2 separate regions of the Mus musculus genome follow, and region 1 is linked to region 2. Evidence: chromatin contacts called from ENCODE POLR2A ChIA-PET data. All regions are on one chromosome and are shown on one strand. Each heading gives the region's core, a stretch centred on a gene start or an enhancer-like site at or near the end of the contact. The rest is flanking DNA. Distances are from core to core; before and after follow the strand shown. Region 1 holds the start of Ccdc84 (coiled-coil domain containing 84). Region 2 holds the start of Hmbs (hydroxymethylbilane synthase).

Evidence for each region. ChIA-PET counts read pairs that join two places held with the same protein, here RNA polymerase II (POLR2A).
Region 1: POLR2A ChIA-PET joins it to region 2 with 17 read pairs in embryonic stem cell. The contact joins the promoter of Ccdc84 here to the promoter of Hmbs in region 2. POLR2A ChIA-PET finds 5 or more read pairs at or near these places in 4 of 5 experiments (Patski and embryonic stem cell).

The regions. Positions count from the first base shown.
Region 1 is chr9:44,416,743-44,421,263 of GRCm38, forward strand. Ccdc84 (coiled-coil domain containing 84) reads right to left here and starts at 1,327. Exons shown (of 11, transcript NM_201372.4): 1 at 1,127-1,327; 2 at 891-1,054; 3 at 369-467. The coding sequence starts at 1,246.
Region 2 is chr9:44,341,016-44,345,533 of GRCm38, forward strand. Hmbs (hydroxymethylbilane synthase) reads right to left here and starts at 1,366. Exons shown (of 14, transcript NM_001110251.1): 1 at 1,206-1,366; 2 at 1,003-1,056; 3 at 611-683; 4 at 200-249; 5 at 61-116. The coding sequence starts at 1,038.

The DNA of each region.
Region 1 (4,521 bases), core at 77-2,576, 76 kb after region 2:
ATTCTTTGCTTCCCTAGTCCTGGGGTTACATATGTGGACCATCACACTCCCTCAGAACTCCCCAATTTAAAGAAGCTCTCGTGGGGCTGGTGAGATGGCTCACCCGACTGCTCTTCCGAAGGTCCGGAGTTCAAATCCCAGCAACCACATGTTGGCTCACAACCATCCGTAACGAGATCTGACTCCCTCTTCTGGAGTGTCTGAAGACAGCTACAGTGTACTTACATATAATAAATAAATAAATAAATAAATCTAAAAAAAAAAAAAAAAAAAAAAAAGAATGGCATAAAAAAAACCACTTTAAAAAAAAAAAAAAGAAGCTCTTGTGCCTGACAAAGACCTGGATAACTCACGAACACGTAACTCACCGTGCATAATCCTGGGGGGAGATCAGAAACTTCTCTTTCATCTGGGCATTGGCCTTGTTCTCCCACCAGAATTTGTTGGTGGCTTTCTTGTGCTCTGGGCTGAGAATGGAGAGAAAGAGTAATCGTAGCTAGTCATTAAGAGAGTAAAACTGTACCGAATGTCAGAGCACTAGGTAAGTAATGCAGATTGGCCATTGGGTTGCTTCTGTGGGCTTGGCAGAGAGAAGAGGATTGTTTATACCAACCTCTTCAAGACCTCTATCTTGGGACTCCTTTCTTCCAATAAAGTGTGTGGTGGTGGTGAGAGGAGAGCAACCTGGCTTTTCTAGAAAGATCACCCACACCACTGGGACCGTGGAAGGGCTAAGATCCACTAAACTCCACGGTTGGCCAGGTAGTTCAGTCCATAACCCAACTAAGTCACAAAGTCGACCTTCCTTCTCCCCAATTTCAACTTCCCATGCCACACGTGTGTACAACTCTCTGTCTGTACGGGGGAGGTGGGTGTTTTCCAGTTGTCACCTGGCCAGATGTTCCAGCAGACCCCCGTGTAGCACTGTCAGGTTGCCATGGCTCAGGTGTTTTCGCACTTCGCAGCCACAGCACGGGCACCAACAGCACCGATCGTGCTCGGGGACATAGCGCTCCACCTGGGCGGCGCGGACGGCCCGGCGGGCGGCCTCCACCTGCAGGACAGAAGCCAGCTAGGACCCTGAAACCAGCCCACATTCCTGGCCTCCCCAGCCCCGGGTCCGCACCTGCGGTAGAAGCCGCTCCAGAGCCCCCTTCAACTGCCGCTGGTGCTTGTGGCTGTAGACGTGACCGCGACCACAGAAGAAAGTTTGCCGACACAGAGGACATCGCTGCGGTGGCGCCATAGACCCAGGACCCGGGAACACCCACACAGCGGCGGCTCGTCACCACCCACTGACCCCTGACCCTTCCGGGCCGGACGGGGCGGGGCGACCTAGGAGCTCCCGGTTCCCCTAGAGGCAGTAGGCGCTATTGCAATCCGTTCTGCGGCTGCGCGGAATATTCACTCCGGGCCCCCACCTCCCACGCACCCGCAGAAAACCCGGCAGCTTGTGAAAGAACGAGAAAGAATGCACGCCAGTTAGGACCTCAGATCGCACACTTTCAGGCGTTGACAAAGACCCAGTTTAGCGTAACAACGCAGAACTGGTAATTTCAGGGCGCACACTGTGACCCCGTGCTTTGTGCTAATGACCTCACCGAATCCTCACGTCGATGCTTTGTGGTGTGAGATTATTGGCATTTTACACATGGGAAAAAAAAAATCTACTCCTGAAGAAATGAGGACCTCTGAGGAAAGCTAGAGAGGTGTATTAAGCAGCCCCTCCAGCTTCCCTGAGACCTGCAGGGGTCTAAGTCACTGTGATATTCTTTTTTTTTTTTTGGTTTTTCGAGGAAGGGTCCTGGAGCTCACTTTGTAGACCAGTCTGGCCTCGAAATCAGAAATCCGCCTGGCTCTGCCTCCCAAGTGCTGGGGTTAAAGGCGTGTGCCACCACTGCCCGGCAGACTGTGATATTCTTAATTTTCAAAGGTGTTCTGCACAAGAATATTCTCTGTAAGTCATTTCTCCGAGCATTGGCTGGGAAATCTAATTCTGAAAACTTGAATGGTTACAGTGAATCATGCTCTATCGCCATTACAAGAATAATGTCATACGCCGCCCAGGTCAGACCCAATATGTTTTTCCCCATTTGTTCCAAAGTTGCTCAAAGCAGTCTGCTCCCAAGGTCTCTGCAATTAAGCTTACTTGATAGTATTTTCCTGCCAGTCTCCTCTACCAAATGCTCATTTCCCACCTGAACTTGGCTTGTGTGAAACAAAACCCAGCATCTTTACAATTAAGTTCCTTGAGTGGCCAGGTTTCCAGCGCCTGCATATACAGGTAGTCAAGCCCCACCCGGCAGGAAGGAAAAAAAAATCCTGTATTAGGCTTCAAAATCCTACCAATCCCTGAGTTTGTCCCAAAAAAATCAGACTATAGAATTCCACCAATCACTGAGTTTACCCTAAAAACATGCCACAGAATTCCACCAATCACTGAGCTTGCTCCTAGAGCAGGTCACAAAATTCCACCAATCCAGGAGTTTGCCCAAGATCAGACCATAAAATCCCACCAATCAAAAACTACCCTGGAAAGTGCCCCGCCAATCCCATTCTATATTATGCTTGCCTCGTATGTGGTTCCTTGCTGCTTTTTGCCTGGGTAGAGACGATCTTTTTCTTGTATCTTTCCCAATGCATCTCTTGTGTGAGGCGGTACTTTGTAGGATCCCTAGGCTCCCGACGACTGAACTTGGATCTTCGCAACAGCAGGTGCTCTTCACCACTGAACCATCTGTCCGGCATGAGTGTGCTCTCATTCTCTCCCTCCCCTTTTACCAAGATTTTGCACCTGAGCTAGCCTCTTACCTCACAAAGATCCTCCCGCTTCAGCCTCTGAGTGCTGCAGTTCTAAATGTAAGCAACAATGCTCAGGTTTTTGTAGTTTTTAATTGTTATTTTATGTATATGTGTGCTACATGAAAGCTTAGTGCCCTTGGAGGGCACAAGAGGGCATCAATTCTCCTGGAACTGTAATTACACACTGAGTGATAAGTTTTTCTCCACCAAAGAAATAAGCCAGTTCACACCGGGCGTGGTGGCGCACACCTTTAGTCCAAGCACTCGGGAGGCAGAGGCAGGCGGATTTCTGAGTCTACAAAGTGAGTTCCAGGACAGCCAGGGCTATACAGAGAAATCCTGTCTCAGAAAAAAAAAAAAAAAAAAAAAAAAAAAAAAGCCAGTTCAGCAAAATTAAGAGTAAAAAGGCAGGTTTATTTGGGGACAGGCCCCTTAATGACTTCACCAGTCACAGGGCTCGAAACACCAGAAGAGGTTGGAGGCAGATTATGGTGTGGGCGCCGATTGGGGTTGAGGACAGGGTAGGTGGTGTTCAGGGCGACTTGGCACCTGTCAGGAATGCTGGACTGGACCTTTCTGGTGTTTATCTGCTCAGAGGTTTTCTGAGTGGGTGGGGTTGGAGGGAGAGAGAAGAAATGGAATTTGCTGAACCATGTCGGGGCAGGGGTCAAGTTGAGGATTTCAACTTAAGGGTGAGCCATACAAGTGGGTGCTAGGAATTGAACTGATGTCCTGTGGAAGAGCTGCCAGTTTTTCTCTTTTGATACTGGGCAGCAGCATGAGCCACAGCTCCAGTTAGCCCTGGCATCATGAGGGAAACAACCCATGCTCTAAGGTGAATGAGGAAGTTCTCTGTGTTAGAGGCATTCAGAGCATTTTCAGTTTACAGTGGGGGGAATCACTCTATCTGGATGTTGGGGTGTGGTTTTGTGCTCTGTATGTTCAGATGCTGATTTCAATATTTCTATGCCCACACATCTAGTTGCAGTTGGGAGTATGGCATGGTCCAGCATCTCTGGTCTCACTGTTACGTAAAAGTTGTTTTCTATCATCTCTGATTGGTTAATAAAAGAGCTGATCAGCTCGTTGGCTGGGCTGGAGAGGACAGAGGAGGTGGGACATCTGAGTCCCAAGGGGCGTGGGGGGAAGAGAGGAGAGGAAGATGTGGAGAGGCCATGTGGAGGGACCAGGAGGATTCACCATGAGGACACACGCGGGGCAGAGTGAGCAGGGTAAGGCTCAGATGGAAGGAAAAGGACCATGTGGCTGGAAAGCAGGCAGCCTTAGAGGGTCAGAGTAACCTGTCCAGCACAGTAGCAGAAGGTTGTTAATAAAAATACCAGATCTCTGTGTCATTTACCTGAGAGCTGAAAATGGAATAGAACAGTCATGGGATGCCCTGTAGCTATTTGGGGAGAATCTGTTAAAAGGCTGAAGGGATGGCTCAGGGGTTAAGAGCATTTGTTGCTCTTCAAGAGAACCCATGTTCTGTTCCCTACATCCAAGCTCCAACTGGCACTATTATGAATGTGCATATTCCCATACATATAATTAAAAGTGAAATAATAAAATAAGTTTATTTGATTATAAAATTTGAACCAGAATGTAGATTTTTATTTGCTTTATTTTATTTTATTTATTTTAGTTTTTCCAGTCAGGGTTTCTCTGTGTAGCCTTGGCTATCTTGGAACTCACTCTGTAGACCAGGCTGGCCTCAAC
Region 2 (4,518 bases), core at 116-2,615:
ATTGGGGAGCCACTTTGGGGTTCTAGGCTCGGGGTACCACATTCCTCCATCCTCACTCACTCGTTTTTTTCCAGGGCGTTTTCTAGCTCCTTGGTAAACAGGCTCTTCTCTCCAATCTGCCAGGCAAGAGAGAGCCTCAGAGTGAACCCCTTACACGTGGGAGAGGGACAAGAAGAATGGGGACAAGGACTGGCGTTACCTTAGAGAGTGCAGTATCAAGAATCTTGTCTCCCGTGGTGGACATAGCAACTGAGGAGAGAGTCAATCAGATACCCATTAACACCTACTGAGTCACCCCTCGTTCAGGCCTTGACTGGATTCACAGTGGAGTCTGAGGCATAGAAGACCCAGCCCCTACTCTCTCAGATACACACACCGACAGAAAAAGCAGACATACTCATAAAAGAACCCAAAGCAGAAAGTATGAAATGTCAGGCTAGCCCGGGCAGCTGGAGGAGATGTGCACAGGAGACAATCTTTCTTTCCCTTCACAAGCAGCCAGAATAGTCTTACAAGGCAGGCTTTGACCACAGGCAAAGCCAGAGATGCCCTGTCCTCCGGTTCACTGGCTTCCCGTTCACTACCAATCACTCCTCTCAAGAAAACTTACTGATTTCAAACTGTATGCCAGGGTACAAGGCTTTCAGCATCGCCACCACAGTGTCGGTCTGTATGCGAGCCAGCTGGGGAAAGAGAGTCAGATGGTTTCTCACCTCCCCTGGCCACTGGCCCAGGCTCAGACCCTCATATGGACCAAGAAAGCAATGAAAGGGGTTAGACTTCTCACATGAGGCCTGCCCTGAGAGTCCCTTCTCTGTACCCCAATCATTTCCCTGCTCCAGAGACTCTCTTTTCTGTACCCCATGAAATCGACTCTCACACACTCTTATTTGCTCAATGCTAGCCTTTGGGTCCCACTAGTGACCCTGTGAGTCTCTGGGTCCCACTAGTGACCCTGTGAGCATTACAATTCTTGAGACAACGCGCTATGTCTGTACTCACCTGGCTCTTACGGGTGCCCACTCGAATCACCCTCATCTTTGAGCCGTTTTCTTCCTGCAGAAGAAAGTCCCTAGGTTACGATCTTTTCCTCATTCAAAGAACTAGGATCACAGGCTTAGGAAAGAGGACTCCCAGGTCCTAGGCAGGTGAGGCTGCTAGGAAGGAGAGACTCCCAGGACTGGTCCTTGAATCTTCCTTGGTACCTTCTGCCCTCCTACGGGATCCAGAGAAGCAAGACCAGAGGAAAAGCTGTAATAGGATCTGTTGTGGCAGCAGCAACAGGACACTGAGCCCCAAAGCCCAGCCTGGCCAAGGAGGTTCTGAGTGGGAGGGCTGCACACAGCCAGGTGGGCAAAATGATAAGGCCCATCAGCCTCGGCACAGTGAGGGTGGGCCCTGCTGGAGGGTGGGGCCTACAGAAGCTGGGGCAGGACAGCCGAAGCCTCCCATTGCTAGAGAACAAGCTCACTGTCCACAACAACTCAGGCACTTGAGAAGGCCTCACTAAGCCCTGGGTGAGTCACTAAGCATCCCTTAGTACCACCAGGATGTACTCCTAACAAGGACTGAAATCAACCAAGCTAATGTACAGCCCTTTCATGCCCTTGGCTGGGTGACTTTGGGAACATCATCCCATCAAGGGCTTGTTAAATTAAAGGCCACCTCATGCCTCAAGAAGTCCCAGAAGACTACAAGAATAAACTGCCTAACAGTCATTGCCTACTGGCTTCCTCTGGTGTCTTAAGCCAGAGCCAAGAGCTCAAAAGGACACACCTCTTTCTTTTGTTAAGGCGCCTTGGATAAAGGTGTCTAGGGCCAAGCAGGTAGAACTGGGTTCTGCAGTCTGATACAAAGGGGACAGGAGTCACTGTACAGATTGTCCCCCTTCCCTGCACCAGGTTCCTCATCTCACAGGTTCTTCTATAACCAGACACTCAAGTTCTTGGTCACTGAAGGTGAAAACTTGCTCTTGGACTCCAGTCTACTCCACTGCTGAAGATCCCTCCAACAAACGACTCTGAGATAGCCTTTGCAATTTAGCTGGGCTTGAAATAACACAGAAATTTCGGACAACAGGGAGCCCATAGAAAGGAATTGCTAAGTTCAAACAATTTGTTTTTTAATTAATTGACCCAGAACAGCATTTGAGCCGTGTCTGCATATTGTCCTTGCAACAACCCTACTAGGTTAGACAGGGTAGGTACTTCCACCCGTGTCACAGAAGCAAAGATGCAGAGTGGTCAAATTACTGTCTAAACATCTCACAGCTATGAACAGACAGAAAGTGGGTGCTGAAATCCAGGCCTTCCTACCCTAACCCTGTGCTCTAAAAATGTTTTCATAGCCAAGACTACTGCTTACTGCCTGGGCAGGAGATAAGCAGGCTTCCCAGCTCAGCCTTATCTCAGGCAGCCTGCCCACAAGTTCAGAACTTTCCAGGCAGGCCAGAAATGACAAGGCCCAGGGGTGGGTTCCCCCGCTCACAATAGCAATTCAGGTGTGTCTCTACTAGGACTTTTGTGGGTGGCTAAGGCTGGGTGACTTCATAACGGTGAACGGGAGAAGGCGTGTAACCTCCAAGATGTTTGTATACAGTTTTAAGAAGTGGGGTGTGCTCTCCCCTGAATGAAGTGGATCGTATTCCGAGATAGCTGGATTTGCCTCAGCCCCTTCTTCGTGAAAAGGATCTTGTCTGTGTATAATCCTTTACTGGCCGGGAACAACAGAGATCCAGCCAGAGCCTACAGGGATGGAATCCCAGGGCGGACCACCTTTCCACTCACAACCCCGCCCCCACTGCTCGAGATCACTCCTTCCCTGCCTTAGGGCAACCTAGTTACTGGCCCTTTAAAAAAAACCTTGGGGGGGGGGGGAAAATGACAGCTAACTATTCCGACCAATAGACGACGAGAACATGGCAACCCGGGGCCAATCATTGCACCCAGAAAGCCCCGAGAAGTGCGGGTCATCGGTCACCGGCTCAGAACTCACCGCGGTTGTGGCCGCGCCGCCGTTACCGGACATGACTCCGCCCAGGGCGCAGGCGCGGCAGTGCCGCTGCGGTCCCCTGGTGTCTGCAGAAGCCGGCGACCTGGGCCGGCCGGGACTGAAGGCACATGGGGCCCGAGCCCGCACTTCACTCCGGCTGCAGGACCTGCTGAGCTCTGCGTCACGTCCGCTGCCCTCCCTCAACGGGGCGGTGCCTTCCTCTGGGCGGGAATTAGGATTGCGACATAGCCAGCCTCTTCGCTCAAGTCCACTGCACAGAACAACTCAAAAAGATTTTTTTCCTTTTCAATTTTTATTATCTTTTACTTTTTAAAAAAATTATTTTATGTATATGAGTACACCATTGCTCTCTTCTTTAGACACACCAGAAAAGGGCATCAGACCCTATTGCAGATGGTTGTGAGCCACCATGTGGTTTCTGGGAATTGAACTCAGGACCTCTGAAAGAGCAGTCAGTGCTCTTAACCACTAAGCTCTCCAGCCCTATTTACTTTGTGTGTGGGGGGGGGGTGGGGGGGGTGTTTTGAGACAGGATCTGTGTAGCCCCTGGCTGTTTTAGAACTAGCACTGTAGACCAGACTAGCCTTAAATTTACATACATCATAGATCAGCCTGCCCCTACCTCCCAAGTGCTGGGATTTAAAGCCACCCCCTCACCTGGCTATTTTATATTGCATTTATTCAGTGTAGTGTTGGTGCATACGGAGGTCCTAGGATAACCTGACAGAGTTAGCTCTTGCCCTCCATTATGTCCCAGACCGTTTGAACAAGTTTCCATGCCTGCCTGCTAGGGTGCTCTCATCGTCCATAAAGAACTTCAGAAGGCTCCTCAGAATTTGACAGACTCACCTCTCCAGCGCTGGCATAAGCAATTAGTGTAACAGTTGTTTTTTCTTCTTCTTGTTGATTTGTTTTGTTTTAATGAGGCAAGATTTGTGCTGTTATGAGCCCAGGCTGGCCTTGAAGTTTTCCATTTTCTTGCCTTAGCTCCCCATAGTAGAGAGTATTTCTTGTTTGTTTGGTTGGTTGGTTGGTTGAGACAGGGTCTCATGTAGCCTAGCCTCAAACTTGTTATGTAGCTCAGAATGGCCTTGAACTAGCATTAGAACATATACCACCATGCTTGAATTTCCAAAGAGATAAAAGGTCCTGTCAGGGTCTCTAGAGATGGCTCAGTGGTTAAGAGCATTTGCTGCTCTTACAGAGGACCTGGGTTTGGTTTCCAGCAGTTCTATAAGTTCTGACAGCCTTTCCTAATCTCCCTGAGCACCAAGCATGCATGAGGTGCACATGCATACAGGCAGGCACCTACACATGCATAAAATAAAAATATAACTTACAAAAAATTGTGAAAAGCTGGGCATGATGGTACTTCTTTAATCCCAACACTTAAGAGTTAGAGGATCTCAAGGCCAACTTCAACCACACAGTAGATTTAAAACTAGTCTGGGCTACCAGAGACCCTATTTCCCTCTCCCACCCCAGGGAAGTCCAGGTAGCCAGATG